Linked DNA regions of Homo sapiens: all the other regions are linked to region 2. A link is a loop called in an ENCODE intact Hi-C map of the cell type or tissue named here. Cell type or tissue: mammary epithelial cell. All regions are shown on one strand. Each heading gives the region's core, and the rest is flanking DNA. Links, peaks and the distances in the headings are about the cores only. Region 1 overlaps USP48 (ubiquitin specific peptidase 48). Region 2 holds the start of LOC105376856 (a long non-coding RNA gene). Region 3 has its middle 11 kb from the start of MIR4418.

Region 1 (10,489 bases), core at 1,425-9,424, 710 kb after region 2:
ATATTATTCTGATCTCAGAAATGAATTTGGGTTGTTCTTTCCTTGTCATATGAAAAACACTCATCCCACTTAAAAGCCAGTCACTACCTAAAAGTACCCCCACATCAGAATGAAGCCGTGCACCCACAGTGTCTGTGGTCTCCTCTGCTCATTTAATAGTAAAGTTTGTGTGTGCATTCCCATTATTGTTTCCTCATAACCACATGGGGTTATACCACACACAAAGAAGCTCTCTTTTTTTTTTTTTAAAGCATAAAAAGGAAACCATTTAAATATTGTAGTTGCCGTGGAGTTCTTTCCAAATCAGGTCATGGAAATCTACCTTAATCTTTTTTATGGTTACGTTGTATTTCACATAAGGACTTACTAAGTTAAGGTTTGATAATCCAATTAACCTTTTTCTTTCATTTTTAAAAATAAATTCCCTAATTGTGTCTGAGGATGGGCACGTTAGAATAAGTTTTCATAGACTCACGGGAAATTTAAATTAACAGCCCACCCAGAAGGAAATACATGTTTACATTCTGACCCCATTTCTCTGGTAACAAGTCTGTTAAAGCAAAATAATCTTTTGGGGATTATTCAAAGATCCAGAAGAGGTGAGGGGTAGAAGTTAAGTTGCATTCTGAGGTATTATAAATTATAGGGACCAGGCATAGTGGCTCATGCTTATAATCCCAGCATTTCTGGAGGCTGAGGTAGGACGGTTGCTTAAAACCAGAAGTTCGAGAGACTCCCTCTCTACAAAATAAAATATTAGGCGGGCATGGTGGCTCATGCCTGTTAGCCAGACTACTCAGGAGGCTAAGGCAGGAGGATCGCTTGAGCCCAGGAGGTCGAGGCTGCAGTGAGCTATGATCGTGCCACTGTACTCCAGCCCAGGGGACAGAATGAGACTCTGTTTTCTTTTCTTTTCTTTTCTTTTCTTTCTTTTTTTTTTTTTTTTTTGAGACGGAGTCTTGCTCTGTCACCCAGGCTGGATTACAATGGTGCGATCTTGGCTCACTGCAACCTCTGCCTCCCGGGTTCAAGCGATTCTCCTGCCTCAGCCTCCCATGTAGCTGCAATTACAGGTGCACACCACCACTCCCGGCCAATTTGTTTTGTATTTTTAGTAGAGACAGGGTTTCACCATTTTGGTCAAGCTGGTCTTGAACTCCTGACCTTGTGATCCACTCACCTCAGCCTCCTAAAGTGCTGGGATTACAGGCGTGAGCCACTGCCCCCGGCCTGTTTTCTATTAAATAAATAAATAAATTTTAAAATATATTATGGGGTTCGAATGAGCTATAGACCTGGGTTTGTTTGTTTGTTTGTTTGTTTGTTTTTGTTTTTTGAGACAGAGTCTTGCTCCTCGCCCAGGCTGGAGTGGAATGGCACAATCTTGGCTCACTGCAACCTCTGCCTCTTGCATTCAAACGATTCTTCTGCCTCAGCCTCCTGAGTAGCTGAGATTACAGGTGCCTGCCACACACCTGGCTAATTTTTGTATTTTGAGTAGAGACGGGGTTTCGCCATGTTGGCCAGGCTGGTTTCAAACTCCTGACCTCGTGATCTGCTCCCCTCAGCCTCCCAAAGTGCTGGGCTTACAAGTGTGAACCACCAAGCCCAGCCTCAGACCTAGTTTTGTTTTGTTTGTTTTGTTTTGTGTTGTTTTGTTTTGTTTTTTTGAGATGGCGTCTCTCTCTGTTGCCCAGGCCAGAGTGCAATGGTGGTTATCTTGGCTCACTGCCACCTCTGCCTCCTAGGCTCAAGGAGTCCTCTTGCCTCAGCCTCTGGAGTAGCTGGGACTACAGGCAAGCACCACCATACCTGGCTGATGTTGGTATTTTTAGTAGACGCAGGGTTTCATCATGTTGGCCAGGCTGGTCTCAAACTCCTGACAAGTGATCCACCTGCTTCAGCCTCCGAAAGTGCTGGGGATTACAGGAGCAAGCCTCTGTGCCTGGCCTATAGACCTGGTTTCGTATCCCAGCTTTATTACTCACTAGCTGTACTCTGCCTGGTTATATTCATCTTTCTAAATTCATTTATTATGGAAAGTGTAGTATGTATTTAGAAAGCTCATGGCTTTATTACTCTTAATAAATCTGTAGGTACCTTGCCAATGGGTGCAGAAACAAACATATGACTTTAGAAATTTAAAGATAGTTTTCTGGGTAATGACCGATATGGGTAGATAAGTGAAGTTCACTAACTTACTGCTTGGGAACAGCTGAAACAACAGTAAGTATAACCACAAGTAGAGCCAGAGGAGAAAGGTCCTGGCAGGGTGGCGGTGACTAGTATTATTTTTTTATATCTTCTGGGATTTTTGAAGATTGAAGGGGATCTTCAAAATAAATTGCAAATAGCAAAGAAGTTGGTGCTTGACTGGAGATGGTTTTCAGATTGAGCAGTAGATTGCTTTATCTTCTGTTTGAATTGATAACTTTGAATTGATAACTTAAGGCAGTGGTCTTGTGATGGCTGGACACAGCTTACAAAATATTATTTTAATGCAGTGTGATTTCAAGATTAGTCAAATGGGAGGCAATAAAGTCTGCAGGAAATGATAACCTTTGAGTGTGGGAGTAGATGTAATTTTGTTAAGCAGCGCTTGCCATGGCACAGAGGTCCCAGGACTCCTGGAATCCCATTTTTGACTACTTCCTTCCTTGCAAGGAGAAAGAAAATGCACGGTTTTAGCTTTGTACGTTTGTTTTTATCTCATGATTTTTTTTTCAATCACAGACCTAGATTAAGGACGTAAAATTGAGGTTAATGGCTACCTCCTTTAGAATTAAAATGAAATCGGAAATTCAGAAGTTTTTGAAAACAAGAAAAGAGAGCTAGAAATACCAAACTTTAGCAAAGCAAGAAAAGCGTACCTGTGGATTTTTCTTAAGTTTAAGAAATAGGAAATAGATAATGACTTTTTTTCAGCTGTTTTTTTTTTTTCCAAATATATTTTTTTAAACTCAGGTGAGTTATGCATATCTGAAAATGAAAGAAGGCTTGTTTCTAAAGAGGCTTGGAGCAAACTGCAGCAGTACTTTCCAAAGGCTCCTGAGTTTCCAAGTTACAAAGAGTGCTGTTCACAGTGCAAGGTACTGAACGCTACTGACATCTGGGGAAATGGCATGCCACCTCCCTGGGTTGACTTCCCAGGGGAATTAACACTGTACTTCTGACGGGGGTGTAGGGAGGAGGCAGGTCATGTGCTGTCAGCAGGAGACAGTTGATTGCTTCATTCTCTTTCAGATTTTAGAAAGAGAAGGGGAAGAAAATGAAGCCTTACATAAGATGATTGCAAACGAGCAAAAGACTTCTCTCCCAAATTTGTTCCAGGATAAAAACAGACCGTGTCTCAGTAACTGGCCAGAGGTATAATGATTCCCACAAAAGAAAGAATGCATCTTTTCTTTTTAAAGCCCTTGCCAAATTCCCAGTGAGCTATTTCAGAACAACCCAGAACTTCTCATATTCTCATTTGTTTAGTTATCTAACCAGGGGATTTACTCCAGCCTGCTATTTTTTGGTAGAGGACTGTGTTTTCATTTTATTTATAAAACTTGAATAAGGACAACCAAAGTATATTATAAGGAATTTGTGTTAAGCAGGCGGTGAATTGACGGATACTGTTTTGTGATTTTTGTGTTCTAGGATACGGATGTCCTCTACATCGTGTCTCAGTTCTTTGTAGAAGAGTGGCGGAAATTTGTTAGGTAGAAACAAAATATGTTTTATTTCCTTTATTGTTACTGATTTGGTTGACTCTGGTATTTTTTAAGATATCGTGGATTCTGTTTGTTGTACCCTTCCTTCATGGTTACTTTCACCAGCATACACTGAAAGCTTTCTTTTCTATTAATTAAATGAATAAGCCTAAGAAACACATTGAATTACTAATATTTTCTTAAATATATCTCTGATTTTGAAATAATTATTTTAAAATCTTCTCTTTCGTCATGCAGTAATTAGGTATATTTCTCCTCCTTGTCTCATTTGAGTAGAAAGCCTACAAGATGCAGCCCTGTGTCATCAGTTGGGAACAGTGCTCTTTTGTGTCCCCACGGGGGCCTCATGTTTACATTTGCTTCCATGACCAAAGAAGATTCTAAACTGTGAGTTCCTTCTCTTCATGTGATTTTTTTTTCTTCTTTTCTCTTTTTGATGATTAATAAAATATGTTTAGGAAATTTCTCATCTGACATAGTCTGTTTTAAGAATTTAGTCCTTTGCTGAATTGTGGGGTTTTTTTTTCCCCTTTTAAAAGAGAAGAAGACTGCTTCTCCAGGAAAGACAAGAGGCTGCCCGAGGCTATTTGTCTTTTTGCTCTTTCCTTGTCCCTCTTGAAGACAACACAGCCACCCTTTCTCTTCCCCCGCTGCTGGTGACCAGTGCTGAGACCTCTTTTCCAGAATCACAGAATCAACATGGTCTTGGTTATAGGTTTTGTTCTGCCATGGCCAGGCTTCAGACAATTAAAGGAGGAGGCTAGCAGGGTGGCAGAGCAAAGCCACTGCACTGGTCATCTGGAATTCTAGGGTCTTAGAACCCAAATTTTATTCCATGCTTCAAGTACTTCCAGAGGTGTTCATCTGTGAATTTCTCCCGATTTTACCAAAAATCGTGATATACGAGAAGGTAGAATGCTTCCAACATTGTCAGAAAATCAGGAAAAGGAAATTGGAACACATAAATAAAAATGCCCTTGGGGTTAAGCTAGAGTTTTATTATTCATATTTCAGTACTTTAACATCATTTAAGGGAGTTCAAAGTTTATATATTCTCTACATTTTCTCCCTCCTCTTTCTCTCCCTCCCTCTCTGCATCCCGCCTTCCCTGTTGCTCTCTCACTCTCGCTGTGCATCTCTCTTCTCTTTCCTCCCTCCCTTTCTTCCTGTCGTTGTTATTGCAAATGTCAGACTTCCAGGAAAATACACCAGTAAGCAAATGTGTGTTACCATTCAGTTTAAAAGTTAAATGGTTCAAATATGATTAAAGGCCCCACAGTGCTTATCCTTCTGTTGCTACTTCTCTTTCTCCCACCCTTCCTCTCACACTAACCACTGTACTGAATTTAGAGTTTATCTGTCTCAGAAAGTATTCTGTAAAAAAAAAAAATGCACGCACATAATGTCTTGCATATTTAAAACTTTTTATATAAATGGCACCATACTGTATTTATACTTCTGCAACTAACTTATTTTACTCAATTATGTTTTTGAGATCTAACCATGTTGATTCATGTAATTTCAGTCCATTTAGTTTCGCTGCTGTGGTAACATTCCTTTGTATGAAAAACTATTCTTTGTTGATGATACGTATCTTTTCTCTCTAATTCCTTTGGATTAAATGTTAGTGTTAATGGTTTTGGTTTAGCAGACTAATGGATTATGTTAATTCTCTTAATTTCCATGTGTCTTAAGGCATGTTGTGTTTTTTTTTTGCACAGTATAGCTCTCATATGGCCCAGTGAGTGGCAAATGATACAAAAGCTCTTTGTTGTGGATCATGTAATTAAAATCACGAGAATTGAAGTGGGAGATGTAAACCCTTCAGAAACACAGTATATTTCTGAGCCCAGTAAGTTTTCATATTGCTTTCGGTTTCTATAGTTAAGAGCTGACATTTTAAGAAGAAAGGGTGTGTCAGTGTTGTCTGCTTAAAGTTAAAGATCATGCGGCGGTCCCAACTCCCTAGGTGGAAACTCTCATTATAATCATCCCATTATTTGTACGTTTATTTATGGACAGTAAATGGATTTCCTTATCATTTGCATGTAATAGAATATAGTGGTTAATAGAAAATATTATTAAGAGTTTGGGCCAGCACACTAGCTCATACCTATAATCCTAATACTTTGAGAGACTAGGGTGGAAGGATTGCTTAAGGCCAGGAGTTTCAGACCAGCCTGAGCAACATAACAAGACCTTCTCTCTACAAAATAATAAAAATGTAGCACATATCTGTAGTCTTGAGCTACTCGCTGAGAGGCTGAGTCAGGAGCATGGCTTGAGCCCAGAAGCTTGAGGCTACAGTGAGCTATGTTCATACCACTGTACCCCAGCCTGGGTGACACAGCAAAACCTTGTCTCAAAAAAAGAAAATGTTACTAAGAGTTTAATGAATATTCACTAGTAACTTTGACATATGTTTTTAGATCTTTGATTCTTTAACAATGATTCCTCAGCCACTTCTGTTTTCCCTTTTTTTTTTTCCCCCAAAGAACTCTGTCCAGAATGCAGAGAAGGCTTATTGTGTCAGCAGCAGAGGGACCTGCGTGAATACACTCAAGCCACCATCTATGTCCATAAAGTTGTGGATAATAAAAAGGTACTGGTCCCTCTTGTGGCAATGACTAGTAATGATCAAGCGTGCTCTTTGGCTTGATTTGCTGTTGTATTTGCACTGAGGGTCTGCCTAGGACTGCATTTTTGTTCCTTCAGAGCTGTTTGGCATCAGAATTGAAATTGGACAATAATTGAAAATGAACAGTTATGTGATTATATGAGAATTTAGTTTGTTATTAATTGATGCATAGATATTTACTGAATGTCAGCTGTGTTCCAGGAATGGTCCAGGTGCTGGGGATACAGTGATAAAGAAGGCAGGTATAATACCTTCTCTCAAAATTATAGGCACCTAGTGAGGAAGATCAGGAATAAAGTATAAATTCATATGATTTCACACAGAAATGATTGTTTTGAAGGAACTTTAGCAGGGTCAAGTGGAGGTTAGTGTGAGACAGGGAGTAGACAGGAGAGGCGTCTTGGAGAAGTTGTTTTTACCCAAGCCCTCACTGTCAGGGATGCAGCCTGGGAAGTGTTTTCCAGACAAAGGAAACAAAGGTCAAAAGGATAAGCCTAATGTGCTTATGCAACAGAGTGAAAACCATTGCACCTAGAACAGTGCTGTCCAATAGAGCTTCCTGTGGTGATAGACAGGTTCTAGGTTCTGTATCTGTGCTGCGCACTGCAGTAGTCACTGGCCATGTGTGGCTGTGGAGCATTCGATGTGGCTAGCGTGACTGAGGAATTTAGTTTTAGTTGATTTAAAATTAAATAGCTACATGTGGCTAATGGCTACCCTAGTGGCTATTGCTGGTCTAGAATGAAATTTATTCCAAGAAGGGATCATGATATGGAATGAACGACCATACACTATCAGGTTTTATACATCATACCAAGGATTTGGGTTTATTCCCAGTGTAGATATAAGCCCCTGGAGAGTTTCAAGCAAGGTCATGATATGATCTGATTTATAGTTTAAAAAAAATCACCCTGGCTATAGTGTTTGGAATTGCTGTGAGGGCATAACAGAAATAAGAGAGGTCAGTTAGAGCCTCTTCCATTGACCTGCAAGGATAGGTGAAATTGATTGGATATGTTTGGGAAGTGGAGGTGTTAATACTTGCTTGGATTGGATTTCCAAGCATTTTTATTATATTAGGGATGGCTCTTGGGTAGATCCTGACCCATATCTCTAGATATCTTATTAATTTATTTAATTCCATGCTTTCTGGGATTAAAGACAAAATGGAATACATTTTATTTGATGCTTGTTTCCAAACACATTTTTTAGAAGGGTAACTTATAATTATGCCCTGGAGGCCAAGGGTTCTGCTTTACAAGCTAAATAAACTAAGGCCTTCATTTCCTAATTTGCCGAGAAAATGAAGTTAATGAGTATAAATGTCTCTGTTTCTCCCTGTAAAATTTTCTTAAATCTTTTGTTCTCTGGTATAAAATATTATCCAATTTAGATGTAGTTTCATTATTCAGTTTAATAAGAGTATTTCATAGTGTTTGCAAGAGAGCGCTTCTTCCATCTTTCGTTTTCTCAATTCTTAAAGAGCATGTAACTCCTGCCACTTGAATAGTTTGAGAACTTGAAAAGGCTTGGCAATCAGTGTGCTCGGGAAGGTGTCAAGCACCTTCGAACTTCTGCAAAATAACATCATTGTACAAGACTGATAATAATAACTGCTCTGCAGAGACCTCTTAAATGTATGGTGAGCACATTAAATACTACAAGAATAAGTCATAGGGTAAAAAACTAACATGTTAAAAGAGCATAGAAAACCGTGAAGGCTTGATTCTTGATCCACTCTCCAGTCTATAATCCCACCATGATAAAGGTGTTCCTCGTCTTGATAAAGGTTGCCGGTCCCAGCCCCCACATCCTCCATAGCCTGCCTTCCTAGGGTCTGACCTACTTCTCTTTGTTGTCCTGGCACATTCAGGTGATGAAGGATTCGGCTCCGGAACTGAATGTGAGTAGTTCTGAAACAGAGGAGGACAAGGAAGAAGCTAAACCAGATGGAGAAAAAGATCCAGATTTTAATCAAGTATGTGTTGAAGCTGCTTTTCATTGTTATACTTTCTGCTGTTCTTATAGAGCAGCCACTCGAAGCCCCTGGCCATGTCTCTGTACCCTGTATGGGATATTGGTTCTTTTTTTTTCTTTTTTTTTTTTTTTTGAGATGGAGTCTCGCACTGTTGCCTGTGCTGGAGTGCAATGGCACTATCTCAGCTCACCACAATGTCCGCCTCCTGGGTTTAAATGATTCTCCTGCCCCAGCCTCCTAAGTAGCTGGGATTATAGGCGCCCACCACCACACCCGGCTAATTTTTTATATTTTTAGTAGAGACGGGGTTTCACTGTGTTGGCCAGGCTGGTCTCGAACTCCTGACCTCGTGATCCGCCCACCGCAGCCTCCCAAAGTGCTGAGATTACAGGCAGGAGCCACCGCACCCGGCCTTTTTTTTTTTTTTTTTTTTGAGATGGATCCTAGCCTTGTCAACCAGGCTGGAGTACAGTGGCACAATCTCGGCTCGCTGCAACCTCCACCTCCCAGGTTCAAGTGATTCTCCTGCCTCAGCCTCCCAAGTAGCTGGGATTACAGGCATGCGCCACCACTCCTGGCTAATTTTTTGTATCTTTAATGGAGACGGGGTTTCACCTAGGCTGGTCTTGAACTCCTGATGTCATGATCCTCCCGCCTTGGCCTTCCAAAGTGCTGGGATTATAGGCGTGAGCCACCGCATCCGGCCCATAAATTGTCTTTTGAGAACAGGAAATCGTGGGAATATGGTTGATGTAGGTGGAGATAAGTTTCAGCTTCTCAAAAAGTCAGACCCCCACATTGGAGGATATTTTGTACTTTAAACTCATGGATTTTCTACTCAAAGTTTTATTTTTAACAGATGAGATGTTTGTTTTCTTTCTTTACTACTAAAATAGTGTAGTGAAATTGTGGATGGTGTTCTCCCTGAAAGAATGAAAGTGTTACAATAGCCATCTGCAATATCTGTGACAGGGCAGAGGTATCTGGGCTTGTTGGCCTGTCTGCATGTTGATACTGTTACTTCATTTTTAACATTGATTGAGAGAGTCTGAAAAGCCGTCTTGATTTGAATCTTGGTGTGCCCAAAATAAATGTTACTTGTGGTTTCCCAACCGGTGTAAAGGGATGTCAGCATTTGTTTTCCGTGGCTTATTGGCGCTCATAAAATAACCTCAAAACACCTGTGAAGAAGCAAAATCATGCAGTTTGTGACAGTGATCAGCCACTCTTTAAGTTGTCCTTCCCAGTCTGTATTTCAGTCAGTCAACACTGGAGGGCCCTTTGCTTCAGTGCTAACCAAATCTGTACACTTGATGAGAATGCAGGTTTTCAGTTTAAAGGGGATATTTTTCTATAGTAAGTGATGCCCTTATTAAACTCTGTGTGCATATATACATCTTGTGCTCCTTGGCATAAGGAACAGGGTAAAGAAGGGCAGCAAAGTCATGTCTGCAAACGCTTGTGGAGACATATTAGTTGACTCTACTAATATGTCTCCACAAGCGTTTGCAGACATGACTTTGCTGCCGCCCTTTACCCTGTTGTCAACTCTGTTTTCATGTCCCCATCTCTGTGGCGGGGACATCTCTGTGGTCTATACAAGCCATCTTTCGAGCCACATTTGTGCAAACTCGATTGTGTGCTTTTCAGTTGATATATTAAAAGTGTGTGTGTGTGTGTGTGGCCAGGCGCAGTGGCTCACGCCTGTAATTCCAGCATTTTGGAAGGCCGAGGCGGGTGGATCACTTGAGGTTAAGAGTTCGACACCAGCCTGGCCAACATAGTGAAACCCGTCTCTACTAAAAATACAAAAAAAATTAGCCGGGCGTGGTGGCGGGCACTTGTAGTCCCAGCTACTCAGGAGGCTGAGGCAGAAGAATGGCATGAACCCAGGAGGCAGAACTTGCAGTGAGCTGAGATCACGCCACTGCACTCCAGCCTGGGTGACAGAGCGAGACTCCGTCTCAAAAATAAATAAATAAATAAAAATACAAAAATTAGGCCAGGCACGGTGGCTCATGCCTGTAATTCCAGCACTTTGGGAGGCTGAGGCGGGCAGATCACGAGGTCAGGAGATTGAGACCATCCTGGCTAACACAGTGAAACCCTGTCTCTACTAAAAATACAAAAAATTAGCCGGGCGTGGTGGCGGGC
Region 2 (8,000 bases), core at 1-8,000:
GGCAGGCACCTGAACCTGGGAGGTGGAGGCTGCAATGTGCTGAGATCGCACCACTGCACTCCAGCCTGGCGACAGAGCGAGACGCCGTCTCAAAAAAAAAAAGAAAAAAAAAATTCTGTATCCACCTGTTTGGACTCACCTGGCTGGGGATAACTGTGAACACCCCTGATTCACCCTGTGACTGTGCGTTTGAGTGGACAGGCCTAGGATTTCAGTAAAGGAGTCTTGAAAGGGCCTTTCTGAAGCACAAGCCGATGTGCCCACTGTCCAGGGGCAGTGTAGAAACTGCAGACAGCCCAGTCAGCAGTGCTCACAGCCAATCACCAGTCTGTCCAGGCTGACTCCAGTCTGTTCCCCATCCAAGGGCGCCATCTCGTGCCAGCATCAGGGTTGCCAGCTGTATATGTGGCTCCAGCAAAGGCTGGGACGTGAGGAGGGGCCCAGAGAAGCCTGGACTGCCGGTCCCTTTACTGGACCCCCCAGAGCTTCCTTCCCCATTTCCCAGCCATTGTTCAGCTTTCCTTTTCCGACCCATCTGTGTTTTTCTCTCGCTCTCTATCAGTGCTCGTATCGGCTTACTAAACAGCACCCGTAACACACCAGGGGCTCAGAGAGGCTGCAGGTGTGTGAGTAACAGCACCGAACCAGGAATCGGAAACGTTTGTGTTGAGACTAGGGAAACTATTTGCTAACTATATGCCCTTGGGGGAATCCATGTGACTCCTCTGCAGCCATTTGCTTTGTAAGATTGTGATAGTCCCCGGCTTGCACATCTTGAAGGAATTGTGGGGAAAAATTGGTGGTACATACAAAAGTGCTCTGGACACCCTATAGTTCCCTAACAACGTAAGTAATGTTATAGTATATGGTTACATAGCATCTCTAATAATGCAGTTTATCATTCATAACAGTTATAACAGTGATACTTCCTGGGCACCTAAGACCCCAGCTCTGACCAATGACCCAGAGACGCCAATACCTTCCTCCCTCCACTGTTTGCCTTTAACTTTTAGACCCAGAACCCTCCTTCCAGGCCAGCACTTCTGTGCTGTAGATACTTCCAGCATCTGGAAACCAGAATGGCTCAGGCAGCAGTAAAGGGCTCTGGATCTGCCTGCCCTTCCCCAAACTCCCTGGGCCTCAGTTTCCTCATCTCTTTATGGGGATGGTAGATAGCAGCCTCCCTTCTCGTGGGATTAAATAAAATAAGTGTGAAGCACCTGGTAACTTTAGAAATCTTTTTCTTTTTCTTTTTCTTTTCTTTTCTTTTTTTTTTTAGACAGGGTCTCGCTCTGTCCCTCAGGCTGGAGTGCAATGGCAAGATCTCAGCTCACTGCAACCTCTGCTTCCCTGGTTCAAGTGATTTTCCTGCCTCAGCCTCCTGAGTACCTGAGATTACAGGCAGCACCATCACTCCCAGCTAATTTTTGTATTTTTAGTAGAGAAAGCGTTTCATTGTGTTGGCCAGGCTGGAACTTTAGCAATCTCGACATAAATTCTAGTTCATATTTCCTTCAGATGCGGCTGCTATTCCAACTGCTTCCTTTTAGGAAGCAGCGTGGAGAAATGGAAATTGCATGGGGTTTGTAACCAGGCAGAAGTGACTTTGAATATCGGCTGTCACCAATGTCATCACTATGGAACTCTGGCAGGTGTCTTCACCTCTCTGAGCCAGTTCCTCCCCACCATGAAACAGGGATAAAAATAGAATCAATCTCCGTGGTTGGGTTTGGCTGACATTGCTTTGTAAAGTGCTATGCACGTTTCTGTCACTGCCTAGTTACCAGCTAAATGGCAGCTCTTATGTATTTCTTCCTCCTCTTTCAGCCACACCATCCATCTATTTATCCATCCATACATCCATGTATCCATCCATCCATTCATCCATGTGAAAACATCTGTTAAACTTCTACTGTGGGCCAGATCACAGGGCTAGTTGCTGGGGATGCAAAGATAATTAAGACATGAGTCTTGCTCTAGGAATTTGCAGCCTCATGGGGAGATAGCCATAAAAAGAATCACTTTCATTTGCTGAGCATCTATATGCAGCAGACATGGTGCTAGGACTCCACACGTCCTCTCAGTAAATCCCAGGAGACAGGACCCCAGAGGCATTGCTCTCATTCAGTGCTCTCGCCTCCCTCCTGGATTGCCTAGTCAGGTAAACCTGCCGCATACAGGTGGGAAGGGCCGTCATGGGGGTCTGAGAGAGGCCGGTGGGGCCTGAAGGAGAGAGTGCTTGGCTCCACGTGGGAAGAATTGGGCAGGTGGGAGCAGTTGCAGAGGGCTTGCAGAGGAGGTTGTCAGAGAGGGCGTTCTGGGTGGTTGGGGCAGGGGGCAGGGGGCAGAGGCTTAGAGGCACAGAGCAGCAGGGAGCCTCATCCTCAGGGAACACTGAGAGTTTGGGGAGGGAGAGTTGTTTTGTGTGGGAGGCAGGGTGGGAGTAGATGATGCTGGGGAGGTGGGAGTGAGGGGCCCAGATCATGAGGGACCTCGGCGTCCTGGCTCGGTTGAGCAGTTTGGACTTTGTGCTCTGAACATGTGTTTCAGAGTGAGACATGGAGAGGGGCTGATGTAACCACCCCAGCAGGAGTAAGGAGGCTGGAAGGAGGAAACCAGTGATGAAGGATTTGCCATAACCTTGTCCTGGATGGAGAGCCATGGCCAAAGTGGGTGGAGAGGAATGGCCATGCAAGGCAGCTGTGATGGATTCACCTCTGTGCAAGACAGCTATGACGGAGTTGATAGAAAGTGTGAGAACATGGGCCACCCCTCCTTGGATGTGTAAGTATTATAGACATCCTAGATATAAGTATTACAGACCCCTACCAGGACAGGGAATTCCAGAGGAAGAACAGGATTTGAGGGAAAAAGGCGGTAAATTAATTTTGATGTTCAATAAGCAAGTCAAAGTGCTGCATTCCAGGCAGTGGGCTGGACACCTTAATCCAAACCCAACAGTTCCGTACACTCCTATAACCACTCCCACTTTACAGATGAGGAAACTGAGGTCCGGAGACATTCAGTCTCTTCCCAAGATCACATAACTCATGAGTGGCAGAGCAAGGATTTGAACCCATGTCTGCCTGGCCCCAAGCCTGATGTGAAAAGGAAAATCACAGAGGGCTTTTCAAGGTTCCCATCCTGAAACTCGAGCCTGGTGATGTTCAGCTGTTAGAGCTGGGCGCTTAGAATCATCCCAGGAAGGTACTGACCGCGCCCTTCAACCCGGTCTGCTCTTGGCACCAGAAAAACCCTTTGGGGTTTCAGCCCTTCTCTGAGACTCAGCCTTAGCTAAGCTTACCCTGGGCCAGAGTGGCAGGCTGACCCACAGAGGGGCTGTGTGCGTGGCACCGACTCCCCAGTCCCTGGCCAGGCCACACCGTCTTGCAGAGCCTCGAATGTGACAGACAAGAGATACAGGTACTGGGGATTAATTTGTCGCTTTGGGGTTTGGTGAGAAGAAATGACGTGAGAGAAGGGGAGGAGAGAAAGGTGCGTGGGAGAGCTTGTGGCCCCTCAGAAGTGAACCAATGGATTAGAGGCACCAAACGAATAGTAATAAAAGCAGAAGCAGGGGCTGCCATGTTTGGGGGCTGCTTACCACCTACCAGGCCTTTTTTACTTTATGCATTATTTAGTCCTTACAGTAATCCTATGGCATTGAGGATTCAATTTCATTTCACAGAGGGGGAAACTGGGGCACAGAGAGGTTAAGTAACCTGCACCAGGTCACACAGCCATCAAGAGTTGGAGAGCCCATCACCATCATTCTTCTGCCTCAGCCCCTCCCACTCTACCTGGTGTGCCTGGCAGCCCTGAAGGCAGAGGAGAAAAATGGGGAGCGGGGAGGTGCAGGGCTGGTGAATCCAACCTCCATGAACTTCCTGCTGGGGCTGAAGGGGCAGGTAGGGGACCTGAGCTCTGAATCCATTCCACCCTGACTCCTCACATGACCTTGGATGATCTGTCTCCACCCTGGATTCAATCATCTTTGTGCAAAGAGAATATTCATTTAGGTGGCGTTTCAGTTTCTTTCCAGATTGGAATGGTGTGATTCTAAGAGTCCTGGGACAGAAGGAGTATTGGAGGTGTCAAGGGGCTGGACCGGTGAGGACAGGAGTCGAATGTGCCCCTGATCTCTGTCCCTCTCCTCGGGGCTGCAGCCCTTGTGACATCGAAGTGCCCCACCCCCTCCTTCGGCTTCCCTCGCTGCTGCGCAGAGGCCACTGGAGGGCGCTGTCTCCTCACACTTCTGGCTGAGCTCACCTCCGCTGTCTGAACCTCCTTTTGAGGCTGGAGAGAAATTGAGAGGCCTGGAGCCAGTGTCTGGGAGGCCTCTGGACACAGCTGGACCCACCGAGGCCACATGGGGTCAGTAGGATCTGAGCCTGTGGAAGGAGGTGCCAGAGCAATGACTAGGAGTCAAAGTCCTGGGCTTCAGGGCGAGGGCTTGTGGTGAGCTCTGGACAAATGGCTTTGTCTGTTCGATCCTCAGTTTTTGTATCTGCAGACTGTGGAGAGTGACCCACCTTATGGCACTGTTGTGAGAAGTGCTACAAATGAGAATGTACATGTGAGTGCTTCAAAGAACTCAGATGTTCTCCATGCCAGAGTGGGTTTTATTTATTTATTTATTTTTTGATGGAGTCTTGCTCTGTTGCCCAGGCTGGAGTGTGCAATGGTGCAATCTTAGCTCACTGCAACCTCTGCCTCCTGGGTTCAAGGAATTCTCCTGCCTCAGCCTTGCCGAGTAGCTGGGATTACAGGTGCACACCACCACACCCAGCTAATTTTTGTATTTTTAGTAGAGATGGGGTTTCACCATGTTGGCCAGGCTGGTCTCAAACTCCTAAACTCAAATGATCCACCTGCCTAGGCCTCAAAAAGTGCTGGAATTACAGGCATGAGCCATCTCACCTGGCTAATTTTTATATTGTTAGTAGAGAGAGGGTTTCACCATGTTGACCAGGCTGGTCTCAAACTCCTGACCCCAGATGATCTGCCCGCCTCTGCTTCCCAAAGTGCTGGGATTACAGGCATGAGCCACCGTGCCTGATCCGCCAGAGTAGGTCTTGATGGTTATCACCCTTGAAGAATCATCCAGTAACCCAAGGAGAAGATCATTTGGCTAGGGCCCCGTATGACCTTCAAACTGGCATAGGCACTGAACTGTTCCTTACGTTCTCACAACAGCCCCAAGAGGTATGAATTATTATCATCTCCATTTCATAGCTGGGAAAACCCAGGCTCAGAGAGGCGCCATAGCTCCCCCTGGGTCACCCAGCCACTGGGTGGCCTTACCGGAATTCAGACCCAGGTCTGTTTGGCTCCATAGACTTGCTTAAACTACTGGACTGTCCCGCACTGGCCCATGCCAAGTCAGGAAAGGGTTTGATGTGACCTACTAAAGTCCCTCGGGCTGAGGTTTCAGCTGAGTGTCCTTTATTTAGTCCTTTGGAGGTGTGGACCCGTATGTCTTTGGTATGGATCCACATTTCAGTGGGGTCAGTAACTCCCTGGATTGGTTTTGCCATTTTTTTTTCTCCCCTTGGACTTATACGCATGATTCTTCCCCCTCCCTGGGAAGCAGAGCTGGCCCTGTGACATAGGTGGCTTTACCTGCAGCTTGACCTCTTTACCTCTTTTTTTTTTTTTTTTTTTTTTGAGATGGAGTCTCACTCTGTTGCCCAGGCTGGAGTGCAGTGGTGCAATCTCGGCTCACTGCAACCTCTGCCTCCTAGGTTCAAGTGATTCTCCTGCCTCAGCCTTCCCAGTAGCTGGGACTACAGGCGCACACCACCACACCTGGCTAATTTTTGTGTTTTTAGTAGAGATGGCGTTTCACCATGTTGGCCAGGCTGGTCTCGAACTCCTGACCTCTCTCAGGCGATCTGGCCGCCTTGGCCTCCTAAATTGCTAGGATTACAGGCATGAGCCACGGCACCCGGCAACCTTCTCATATGAGTGGCAGATGGGTGGAAGAGGCTGGACTTATGTCCATTCACAGGCTCCCCACCCTGGTCAGGGTGCAGGGTATTTGCTGTGCTGGAGGACATACCTCCATGTTAAAATGCCCAGTTGAAGCCTTGTAGCTTTTTTCACTTCTTATTTTCTATCTTGATGAAAGATTGTGCTGTCGGCAGGGTTGTAGTTAAGTCGAAGTGTGGCTTTGTTTTCACAATTTCTGTTCACTTTCCTCCCACTCTTAGGCAGCTTGAGAAGGGTGGAGGGGTGGGGAAGGAGAGTGACAGTGGGTGCTGGAATCTCCCAGCCTGGGGGGTTCTTGAAGTTCCACAGTCATGGAATTGTGGCGCTGGAAGCGACCCTCCCAGGGCACAGAGGAGGCAACTGAGGCCCAGGGAGAGGACCCAGACCCTCCCAAGGTCGCCCAGCTAGTTAGCGACAGGCTGGGACCAGAATCTGCCTTTCTGCTGGTCCCACGCCAACACATTTGCTAAGTCACCCAAAGCCTGGAGTGTGGTTAGTTTAGAAAACTGAGACAAGGAGCCAGGGGATGGGACAGTGGAGCGGGGACAGGGAGGTGCTGACCTTGTGCTTTGAAAGCGCTAGTGGGGAGTTGCTTGTCTTCATCTGACGTCAGCCCCTGGACAAATAATGGCCACAGAAAGCAAATATTATGAGAGTCCTTGTGTAAACACGGAGCTGGTGTTTCAGTGTCAGAAATGGGCCGAGGACTCCAGGCTCTATCAGACCAGCTCCCCAGCGCTGCCTCTCAGCAAATGTACCTCTCCCTGCTGGGGAAGAAGGACCTTCAACAAAGATGGGGGGCAGAGTCCCCCTAAGAGGCCACAGTGGGGCAGAAAGGGAGAAGCTAGGAGGGTTCTGGGAGAACTGAGAAGATGCAGCATACCCAGGGACTAAATTAGTTTAGGGATGCAGGAAGAAAAACCTGTCAATTACCAGGCACCCATCCTGTGTCAGGCCTGACTGAGCCCTTTATAGACATTGTCTCATTTAATCTTCCCAGGAGCTCTAAGGGATAGGCATTGTTGTCCACATTTTGTAGATAAGTACATTGAGGCTCAGAGAGGTTAAGCAACTTGTCTGCAGTCACACAGGTGGGAAGTGATAGAACGGGGATTTGATCTCAAGTCTGTCTGAGTCCACTACCCTGGTGTGTTTTGCAGTCTGGACCAAGGGCCTTTCTTCATCAGAGTCACCAGGAAACCTTGTCAAAGAGGAGATACCCAGGCCTTGCACCAGCCTTTGGGGAGGGCCTGAGAGTGAGCATCTCCCAGGGAAGAGGAAGGAGGAAGGCTGCTAACACCTGGGAATAATCGCTCAATAGCAGGAGCAGCTAAATTTTTCCTTAAAGGGCTAGATACTAAATATTTTAGACTCTGCAGACCTTTAGTCTCTGTTGCAACTATTTGGCTCTGTTACCGTTGTGTGAAAGCAGCCACAGACAATACGTATGTGGATGAGGGTGGATGCATTCCAACAAAACTTTATTTACAAAGTGGCATGCTGGATTTGTCCCTGGTAGTTTGCTGCCCCTTGTCTATAGCATGCAAAGTGCCCCCATAGCCTGTCTCTCTGGTTGTCTTCCCAGCAGCCCTGTGAGGAGGGTATGATTTTCTCCGTTCTACAGATGAGGAGATGGAGGCCCGGGGAGGTTAGACATCCAGGGTCCCACAGAAAGTGGATGTCAGAGCTGGGAGTAGAATTAGACCTCCTGATCCCAGTTCAGTGTGCTGGAAAGTATGAGCCTGGTAAGAAGGTCTGGGCCAGGGAGATTGCTATTAAGTAATGAAAGCAGCCACCACTCACTGGGTACTTGCCATGTGCTGGGCACTGAGTCATGACCTCACATAAGCTGCTACCCAGATGTTGAATGTCATTGTCTCTGTCACATGGGGTGGTCACAGCCTCCCTGGGAGGTAGGAAGGCATCTGCAGCATGTCAAAACCAGCTTATCTCGGGTGCCCCAATACACCTGACATGTTACAGCTGCACCACGGGAAGGTGGAAGCTGC
Region 3 (10,489 bases), core at 1,328-9,327, 140 kb after region 2:
TCTGGGGAGCTACACACATCTTCATGGATGAGGCACATGTTACTCTGAGAGTCTATGTCCTCAGCTGTGTGATGGAGGGGAAACCTTCCTGGCCAACCCCTCAGGCATGCTAAGACCATCACATGGCCCGCGGCTATGACCATGTCTTGGGAAATTAGAAAGCCTCTGTCACAGGGCACTTCATAGTGACCCCCTGCATGGATATGGGGGGTGGGGGTGGGCGCAGGTTCTGAATCCTCCAGTGTGCTGTCCCTTGGAGCTGGGGTTTGGGGAGAGGATGAGTCTGTCTGGTCTGGAGGCAGGAGGATGGAGGATGGCATGAGGAAGTCTCAAAATCCTTTCAAGCCTTCAGTGGCTTCGCCCAGCCTGGAGATGGTGTGGTCAGACTTCCCTAAATTCCCACCAGACAGGAGCGCAGCCCCTTTGTCATCTCTCCAGCATGTGCTGAGCATGTAATGTGAGCTCTGAAGTCACATATGGAGGGAGCCTTCCCCAAGGCTCCCCACCAGTGACACTTCCTCTTGCCTTCCCATTCAATCCGCCACCGGTCCTGTGATGCTCCTCCACAGTCCCTCCAGAATCCACCCACCTCTCACCACATCTGCCGCTACTGCCCTAGTCCAAGCCACCCTCTCTCCCAGCCAACTTCTCAGTCTCCTCACTGGCCTGTCTGCGTCCACTACCCTGGCACCCTTTCTTCATATGGTAGACAAAACACAACAGCCCAGCAACAAAACACAACAGCCCAGATATTTAGGGCCATCACCCGTCTAATGGTATCCCATTACTCTTAGAAAAATAGAAAAATATCCACACTCAGCCAAGGAGAAAAGATGATCAAATGTTTCTTTTTTCTTTTCTTTTCTTTTTTTTTTTTTTTTTGAGATGGAGTCTCGCTTTGTTGCCCAGGCTGGAGTACAGTTGTGAAATCACAGCTCACTGCAACCTCCGCCTCCCTGGTTCTAGTGATTCTCCTGCCTCAGCCTCCCAAGTAGCTGGGAGTACAGGCGCCTACCACCACCCCCAGTTAATTTTTTAATATTTTTAGTAGAGACGAGGTTTCCCCATGTTGGCCAGGCTGGTCTCAAACTCCTGACCTCAAGTGATCCACCTGCCTCGGCCTCCTAAAGTGCTGAGATTACAGGTGTGAGCCACCGCATCAGGCCCAATGTTTCTTTTCAAATTGTAGTAAAATATATGTAACTTAAAATTTACCATCTTAACCATCTTTAAGTGCACAGTTTACTAGTGTGAAGCACATTCACATGGTTGTGCTTCCACCTCCAGAACTTTTTCATCTTCCCATACTCATCTCTGTCGTTAAACAATAACTCCCAGTTTCCTCTCCTCCCCAGCTCCTGGCAGCCACCATCCTACTTTCTGCCTCTATGAATCTGACTCCCTTAAGTGCCTCATATAACTGGAATCATACCATATTTGTCATTTTGTGCCTGGCTTATTTCACTGGATATAATGTCCCCAAAGTTCATCCATGTTGCAGCATGTGTTAGAATTTTCTTCTTCTTCAGGGCTGAATAATATTCCACTGTACGGAGATACCACATTGTGCATATCCATTCATCCATCAGTGGACGCCTGGGGTGCCTTCACCTTTTGGCTATTGTGAATAGTGCTGCTATGAACATAGGTGTGCAACTATCTCTTCAAGACCCTGTTTTCAGCTGGGCACAGCGGCTCACACCTGTAGTCCCAACACTTTGGGAGGCTGAAGCGGGCAGATCTCTTGAGGTCAGGAGTTCAAGACAAGCCTGGCCAACATGGTGAAACCTCGTCTCTTAAAAAAAAAAAAAAAATTAGCCAGGCGTGGTGGCAGCCAGCTATAATCCCAGCTACTCAGAAGGCTGAGGTAGGAGAACTGCTTGAACCCAGGAGGCACAAGTTGCCATGAACCGAGATCACACCACTGCACTCCAGCCTGGGTGACAGAGCGAGACTCCATCTCAAAACAAACAAACAAACAAAAAACCTGTTTTCATTTCTTTGGGGTACACACCTAGAAGTGAAATTGCTGCATCATATGGTAATTCTGTTTGATTTTTTTGAGGAACCACCATACTGTATTCTACAGTGGTTGCACCATTTCACATTCCCAGCACAAATGGAATGTCCACAAAGCTTCCAGTTTCTCCACATCCCTGCCAACACTAGCTATTTTCTGTTTTTTTGATAGTAGCCATCTTAATGGTATGAAATGGGATCCGATGTTTCTTTCTTGCTTTTTTTTCTTTCTTCCCTTCTTCCTTTCTTTCTTTCTTTTTTTTCTTTCTTCCCTTCTTCCTTTCTTTCTTTCTTTCTTTTTTTTTTTTTTTTTGAGACAGGGTTACACTCTGTCACTCACTCAGGCTAGAGTGCAATGATGCAATCTTGACTCACTGCAGCCTCCACCCCCCAGGCTCAGGTGATCCTCTCACCTCAGCCTCCCGAGTAGCTGGGACTACAGGCACACGCCTTCACACCTAGCTAATTTTTGCATTTTTAAAAATAGAGATAGGGCCTTGCCATGTTGTCCAGGATGGTCACGAACTCTGGGGCTCAAACAATCTGCCCATCTCGGCCTCCCAAAGTGCTGGGATTACAGATATGAGCCACTGCGCCTGGCCCCGATGTTTCTTAATGGGGGAAATTACAGTATTGTGTGGGACTTCTGGGTATTGCAGAACATTTGTCATCCCTCCCAGCACCAAATGCCAGTAGTTTGTCCCCCAGTCCCTGTGACAACTAGAAAATATTCACTGGGGAGGGTGGTGCCTCCCTGACTGAGAGCCATCCACCCTGCCCACCTCCCCTTTCTCACCTCATACAACTCTCCCCTTGTTCACCACCCCAGCCACGCTGGACTTCTTTCCATCCCTTGGTCACTCCCACCTCAGTCCCACCTCAGGGCCTTTGCACTTGCCATTCCCTCAGCCTTGCCTGCTCTTCTAGATCCTCACACGATGGAGCTTTCTAGATCCTCACAAGATGGAGCTCATCCTTCAGGTCTCAGCTCAAACAGCACCTCATCAGGGAGCCCTTCTCTGATCACCCCATCTAAAGCATCTTTCTCTCTCTCACATGGCAGTGTTTTATTGTTCCTTCTTGATATCTGAAATTATTTTCTGAAACCAAGGTGACCTTTTAGAAAAAAATAAAAATAGGCTGGTGTGGTGGCTCACACCTGTAATCCCAGTACTTTGGGAGGCTGAGGCAGGCAGATTCCTGGAGCCTAGGAGTTTAAGACCAGCCTGGGCAACAGAAGGAGACCCCATCTGTACAAAAAAATTAGCCAGGCATGGTGGAATGCACCTGTAGTCCTACATACTTGAGAGGCTGAGGTGGGAGGATCACCTGAGGCTGGAAAGTCGAGGCTGCAGAGAGCTGTGATCACACCACTGCCCTCCAGCCTGGGTGACAGAGCGAGACTCTGTCTCAAAAAAAAAAAAAAAAAGGAAAGAAAGAAAAATAAAAGTAATAAAAATAAAAATGGAATTACCTTATTTACTGTTAGTGTATTCACTATCTCTCCATCAAGAGTACAAGCTCCTTGAGAGTAGAATTTGTCTGTCTCCCTCTCATTGGCTCATTGATAACCCGAACACCTGGAGCAGAGCCTGGCACATAACAGGTGCTCAATACATGTTTGTTGACTGAATGAATGATCAGTCAAATTCAATGTTAGAGCTGAAAGGGACATCACCCATTCTTGCCGTTACTCCATTTTACAGAGGGGGATCACAAGGCCCAGAAAAGAGAAGGGACTTCCCCAAGTTCACTCAAGGTCTAAGACAGGGCCAGTACCTGGTTTTTGTGACCCCGGCCTGGTGCTCTTTCCTCTACGTCTCACACCTGGAGGGTTTCTGCACTGGGCAGAATGAAAATCAGTATCTTTACAGGGCAGTGAGAGTGAGAGGGGCATGTGGAACTGAGGCTGCCTGCCACCTGCAGAGGTTCATGGGCACCAACTGCACACAAAGCTGATCAGCAGCTAGTGGGCAGAGTGGCCCTCCCCGTGGAATGACCCTCCATCCATCCTCTTTCTCTTGCTCCTTCCTCTCTCTCTTTTATCTCTCCATCCTGAGCGAGTCCAGTCGAATGAACTCTACGATCACTGTGTCTGCCTTCTCCCGAAAATGGCCACGGGAACCCGTAAATATCCCCCCTCCCAGATCTGCTCCAATTCCAGTCCATTTGGAGAAACTAACTTTGGCCCCCTTGATCCACAAAGCTCTCGGTCAGTGTTAACCTGACATGGGCTGGAAGGTACTTCTCCAGGGAGGCAGTTTTGCCTAGAATCAGGCTGACCCGGGTTCAAATCCCAGTTCGGCCCCTTGCAAGTCAGAGCCAAGTCACCCGTTCCTGATTCAGGGGTTTCCTTGTGTGCAGGGTGAGGCCGCCTTCCCAGGGGCGTGGTGAAGAATGATTTGAGATGATCGTGCATGTGCAGGACTCGGGACCATCCGCTGCTGTTTGTGTCCAGCAGCTGAGAGGCCTGCTAAGCACCATCCTCCTCTCCCGTCTTGCCCATGCTTTCCCAGGAAGCTCCTCCCATGTTCATTTCCAGAGGATCAGGAAAGACTCAATGGCCAGTGCATCTAGAAAAACAGGATAAGTGCAATAATAACTAATACGACCCCATTTTTGGAGCGTTTATGATGTAAAGATGCCATCCTGAGCCTTCTGCAATTGACAACAGATGCAATGCCCACAGCCACCCTGGAAGCAGGTGTGATTTCTATCCCCATTTAACAGATGAGGAAACTGAGGCAAAGAAAGGCATATAGAATTGCCTGGATCACATGGTTCAGAAGCAGCTGGGCCTGGCAGCCTGGAGCCAGGAAGAAGGTGCACACAAAGGCCATGGAGCACCAGAGGGTGCCCAGCCCAGCCAGGAAAGTGGGACAGGCTTTGCTCCCAGGGCCTGAAGGGGAAGCTGGTGAAGGAGAAACACTCTGCTGTAGTGTCACCTTCTCAGGGAGGCCCCTGCGCTAACCACCCCACCTAAACCAGCACCCCTTTGCCCCAGCCTCCCCCACCGGCCTCTGCTTTGCTTACTGTTCTCGTAGGGCACAAAATTACCAGGCTGGAGCAATGGACAGAGATCAATCAGGAAGACCCAGGAAGGCTGGGTCAAGGGTTTGGACCTTACCCTTTTTACCCTTGACTACCTGGGAAGAGGGGGAAGGATCATGGGAGGCAGCCCCTACAACACACACACACACACACACACACACACACACACACACACACACACCCTCACCCCAAACAAGGCTTAGCCAGTCATCCGCAGGAGCATGCTTCAATTCTTCATTTGAACATGGATCCACCTCCCTGAGCATGGATCCATGGCTGAACCCTAGAGAGTTAGGTGAAGGTGAGTGAGCAGACAGACCACTCTTGGGGTGTCCACAGTCCTCCAGGAGACGTGACACATGAACCCACGTATACAACGGCCTTCCATAGACAAAGTGGCAAAGCACCGTGGGGTCCCAGAAGAGGAATTAAATTTCTCATCCACTGTTGAGACCAGATCGTGCATACCTCTATGCCTCTCCTACACAGTCCTGCTACTTGGAATGCCAACCACTCAAACAGCAAATATTTATTGAGCTTCTGTTACATACTAGGCACTTGAGAAACCATGACATTTATGGTTCCTGCTTGCACAGAGCCCTGGTATATCAAGGAAACTCCTGTACATCCCTCAAAACCCTACTATAATGTCCTCTCTTCTCTGTGAAGCCTCCTGATGCCTCCAAGCAGCACTGCTTCTTTTCCAGTGCTCTCCTAGCATCCTAGGACTTCATTTGTAGAGGAGGGAGACAGGGAATGACTGGCCACTGAAAACTCACCATGCCCCAGGCTCCGTACTAGGTACATCACAGGCAATATCCTTCCTCAGGCTCTTAGCAACTCTGCAAGGGAGCAAATAGTCCTCCTTTTTGCAGACAGAAAATGGGCTCAGAGAGGCTGTCTCTTGCTCAAGGTCACACCGTCAGCTGGTAAGTCAGAAAGCAGGGACAGGTAACCAAAGCAGTGTCACCCCAAGGTCAGCCACGTTCTGTGCTGTGGATGCCTGAAAGGCCAGGGTGGTGGGTCACACTGGGATTGCCCAGGTCCCAGTGCCAGCAGGGCACACAGCGCGTGCCTGTGGGTAGGAAGAACCCAAGAGATGGTCCTGGAGCCCGGTGGGGGCTGCACTGCCTTCCTTGGGGCCTAGGTGGCGATGTGCACACTCGTCTCCCCAGTCCAGTCCCTGCAGACGTCCACCTTCTGCTCCTGAATTCGATGCCCTGAAAGGCACTTCTCTCCTTCCCCAGCTTCCTCTCCCTGGCAGCCCCGGGGCAAGCTCAGCCTTTGTCCCTGCCAACTGGGGTGCCTCCCTGGCTGAAGCTTGCCACCAGAATGAGGTCTCAGGATGGGCCAACTCTCCTTTCCCAAGATGTTTCAGGGAGCGGACAGCAAGAGGCGTGGGGAGGACTCACTCACGTCCATGGTCAGACCCAGTAAGCGTCTGGTTCAGGCACCCAGGGGGCTGCCATGGACCCATCCTTGCCTGGTCTCCCCACTCCCTTGGTCCCAGTGGCGCCTCCTCAAACCCAAACAAGGCCAAGAGCTGCCACCTACAAAGTTCCAGGGACAGAGACAGAACATGTCGTCCACCTGCACCATCCAGATGGGAGACAGGGACCAAGAGAGGGACAGGAACCAGATCTTGTCCAAAGTGCCCCATGAGTCAGGAGGGAGTGAGGGTAGAGCCCAGATTTCCCGATTTGTGTCCTCAGCAATTTTCAGCACAATTTGAAGCTGTTTCTACAGGGCCCCGGGGGCAACCAGAGAAAAATGCAGTCCAACCAGTTATCTGATGTAGTAATAATAAAAATAACAACAACTCCCATTTCTGTCTAGTTTCCAGCCTTTCACCTGCATTACCTCATTTGTCCTGTCACCTGCAGGGGAGGTACATGCCACTGTCCCTCGTTTTATGGGTTCCCCAGGGAGGAAGGGGCTTACTCAAGTTTCTAGAGTCTTGGGACCAGGTCCCAGCTCCTAGGCTGGAGTCTCACCAAAGGGAGGGCTAGGAGGGGGCAAGGAGAGGCATGATGGGAGGGAAAGAGGCAAGGAAGGCTGTGTTTTGGGTAGGGGGAGCAGTCAAGCTATATAGTGTGAGTGGGGAGTGCCCGAGGGCTCTTCCTCCTCCCAGACCTGCTCTCGCCTACCCTCTCTTCTAAAGCAGCAGCCAGGCCCTCCCCCTGGCCACCTACATCTCCTCCATCCCTTCCTCCCCTCCTGCAGCCCCCAGACAATTATCTGGGCCTCCACTGACCATCAGGCCTGGCTTTCTCTGCCTGATTTAGTCAAGATCCTCCCCTGACCTTGGACTCAATTTCCCTATCTGTTAAATGAGTGAGTTGGGCTTTGGCTTGGGCCTTTTAGCTCTCATGGTCCGACCCCTCTAGGGAAAAGGGTGAGGGCAAGATAAAGGAAATAGGAACAGCTGGGTATTAAGCATCAATGATGTGCTAGGTGCCAAGCCCTGGGTTCCTTGCTGGTAGCACAGAGCAGTCAAGGCAAATGCTCAGGGTCTTCCTGAACCTCAGTTTCCTTATCTGTCTAATGGAGATGATTAATCTACCTCATAAGATTGTAGGGAGAGCCCAGTGTGATCACATATGTAACAAACTTCACATAGCACCCGCCCAGCACCCATCATCATCACCATCATCATCATTATCAGCACCGCCATCTACCCCCTCCTTCTGGTCTGGTCCGGCCCATGCAGGACTCAGCCCTAAAAGGAATCTCCTGAATCCAAATCAGAAAAGCCTGGGCTCTCCTCCTAGCTCTGCCATTAACCTGCTGAGTTGCCCAAACCTCAGTTTCTTCACCTGCAAAAGGAGACCAAGGTCTGTGTGGGAACGCACTAGGGACAGACGGCAAGGTCACTCATGGAAAAGCATCTCGTGCCAGGCCTGGCCAATGGCAGCTGCCCATGAACACTTGTTTCCTTCCTTCTTTGTTGACTCAAAAGGAAATTGTATGACAGGATAGAGCAAAGACGTGACAATACTACAGCTAATGCTTAATAAGCACATACCATGTGCCTCTCGCTTGCCTGAGGATTTTGCTCATTTCACTCAATCTTCCTAAACAACACTATGAAGGGGGCCAAGCCATTATCCCCATTTTACAGAGGGGGAAATTGAGTCACAGAGAAGCAAAATACCATCCTCTTGAAGCCTCCAATGCTGCTTAAAGCCCATCAATAGTAGGCACTCAAGTTTATTAAATAGCCACTATGTGCCCAGGAGTGTCTTAATCCCTTCCCCCATGTGAGTCACTTCAACCCTTCCAACTATGCTGCAAAGTAGCTACTATCTTTGACTCCATTTACAGATGAGAAACTGGGTCATAGAGAAGTGAAGTCACTCATCCAATCAGCAAATGGCTGCATCAGCTTCAAACCCAGGTCTGGATGATTCCTCTGCCTGGTTCTCTTAACCACTATGCCAGACCTCACCTGGAGCCTGGCACTCCCCTCAGGCCTCAGCACCACCCAGGGGTGTAGGCCAGAACCCATGGCTTCAGGGGGTGATAGGGAGGTGAGTTCTCATATTAAGTATCCTCAAGGAGCTGGGGTCTCAGGTGGGGCAAAGCTACCTTTGCTGAAAGGACAAAAACTTACTCCCCCAACCCCACCGTTTCCCTAGACGGGCAGGGAACAGGTGCACCAGTCCCTGGCCCTGGGCTAGGTGGGGGGAAACTTGTTTGGCAGCCAGGGCCCTGCGTGAACAAGAAGAAACCCAGCCTGCAGCCCCTCAGCCCTGGTGGGAGATTAACAAAACAAATACCCGAACAATCACATTTTCAACACTTGGGGAGGGGGGCCGTGTGTCAGGGGACAGGGGGCAGGAGGGAAACGCAGAGACATTTTACCACCTAAATAACTTTCCCTCTGTTTAGTTTCACACAAATGTACACTCAAGTGCTCGCAATTTTTTTTTTTACATTTTTATTTTATTTTGACAAATGCTCAAACTTTCCTGCCACAAATTATTCTTGGCCAGGTTACAAGTAGAAAGGCCGTGTGTATCCTTTACTTGACAAAAAGAGAGTGGGGGGGGAAGGGAGGGTTCTTATAAAATATTTTGGTTGTGGGTTTGAGGTGGGATTGCTTTCTTAATGTTCCCGATGGTGCCTTTGCCCAGGAGTCCACGGGTTCTCACCCTCTTGTCCATGAGCCGTTTCGACGTGGTCTAAATCCTTCCACCGCTGTGCTTACCTCCAGCTATCCTGACGGGATTTCACGGTTCTGGTTTCACGGAGCCAATTTGGAAGAGCATTTGGCAAGGGCAGATTGGAGCTGGCACTGGTGCATCTCACCTCACCCAGGCCCAGCAGGGTCTTGCACCTGGGCAGGCTGGAGGGTCCTGTTTGGTGTGTCTGGGGGTTGAGACAGAAGTTCCAGGTGGACCTGCCCTGCCCTACGCAGGACCCAAGGAAAGGGCTGGCTCTGGGGCCTCCCCAGGTGGGAGGAAAGGAGTGAGTTGTTTCGTTCACCCTGACCCTGCCCTATCCATCCTCCAGCCTCCTCCCCTCCTGCAGGCCCAGCCCAAGCTCCACTCCCCAGCCTCACTCCCACCACCCCGTCCTCCGTGGCTTCACTCCAGCCAGGGCATCTCTCAGACATAGGGATGGGCCCGTGCTCCTCCTCTGCCTGGAATCCCCACCCCTCCCCTCTTCTCATGGAGGGCTCAGTGTGGCTGTCACCCCACAAACACTTTCCTGACTGCCTCCTCCAAAGCAGAGTCCTTGCTCTTTGCCACCTCAGCCCCTGGTTGGTTTCCTCATAACACTTAGGCAATTTATTCTAGCTTTATTTGTCTATGTTCTTTTTGGTTTTTGTTTTTGTTTTGTTTTTTTTTTTTTGCTGATTCTTTCTAACTAAAGTGAATAAATGACAAGTAAATAAATGAATGAATAAGTGAGTGAGTGAGTGAAGGAGTGGTGAGTGAATAAATAAGTAAACAAATGAAGTGAATGAGTGAATGAATGAGTGGTGAGTAAATAAAAAAAGTGAATGAGTGAACAAATGAGTAAGTGAATGGATGGATGAATGAATGTGTGAATTAGTGAATAAATGAACAAGTGAATGCATGAATGAATGAGTGAATGAATGAATGGTAGTGAATGAAGAAATTAGTGAACGAGTGAGTAAATGAGCGAATGAAGGAGTGGTGAGTGAATAAATGAATGAATGAGTGAATGGATGAATGAATGAGTAAATTAGTGAATAAATGAACAAATGAATGCGTGAATGAATGAGTGAATGAATGAATGATGGTGAATAAATTAGTGAATAAGTGAGTGAATGAACCTGAGTGAACAAATGAGTAAAGAAGTGAGTGAATGAACGAGTAAGGCATCCGGCCTGAGAGGATGTTACAGCTCTACTGGAGGGACTGGGGACACCTTCAAACTCTCCTCTGGG

Evidence for each region. Peaks named below come from ENCODE experiments on the same cell type or tissue, not always from the same donor. Only the 100,000 strongest peaks of a DNase experiment are listed, where the experiment ranks them.
Region 1: a loop joins it to region 2, with 9 times the contacts of the local background. A loop is called at or near these places in 3 of 110 quality-filtered maps.
Region 3: it touches region 2 in a loop (11-fold over the local background); 10 of 110 quality-filtered maps call a loop at or near these places.

What each region holds. Positions count from the first base shown.
Region 1 is chr1:21,699,344-21,709,832 of GRCh38, reverse strand. USP48 (ubiquitin specific peptidase 48) reads left to right here. Exons shown (of 27, transcript NM_032236.8): 16 at 2,965-3,089; 17 at 3,244-3,366; 18 at 3,646-3,707; 19 at 3,996-4,106; 20 at 5,441-5,571; 21 at 6,215-6,321; 22 at 8,231-8,335. Among named protein-coding and RNA genes, the nearest start is that of RAP1GAP, 35 kb to the right of the region's middle. In mammary epithelial cell, for the core only: a CTCF peak has its summit at 6,349 (motif pointing left); no DNase peak of the experiment used is centred there.
Region 2 is chr1:22,413,002-22,421,001 of GRCh38, reverse strand. LOC105376856 (a long non-coding RNA gene) reads left to right here and starts at 2,038. Exons shown (of 3, transcript XR_947058.2): 1 at 2,038-2,161; 2 at 2,551-2,784; 3 at 4,032-4,671. RefSeq lists an enhancer at 2,857-3,772. In mammary epithelial cell, for the core only: CTCF peaks have their summits at 369 (motif pointing left) and 4,223 (motif pointing right); a DNase peak (open chromatin) is centred at 4,261.
Region 3 is chr1:22,271,758-22,282,246 of GRCh38, reverse strand. No RefSeq gene overlaps it. Among named protein-coding and RNA genes, the nearest start is that of MIR4418, 11 kb to the right of the region's middle. In mammary epithelial cell, for the core only: a CTCF peak has its summit at 6,213; no DNase peak of the experiment used is centred there.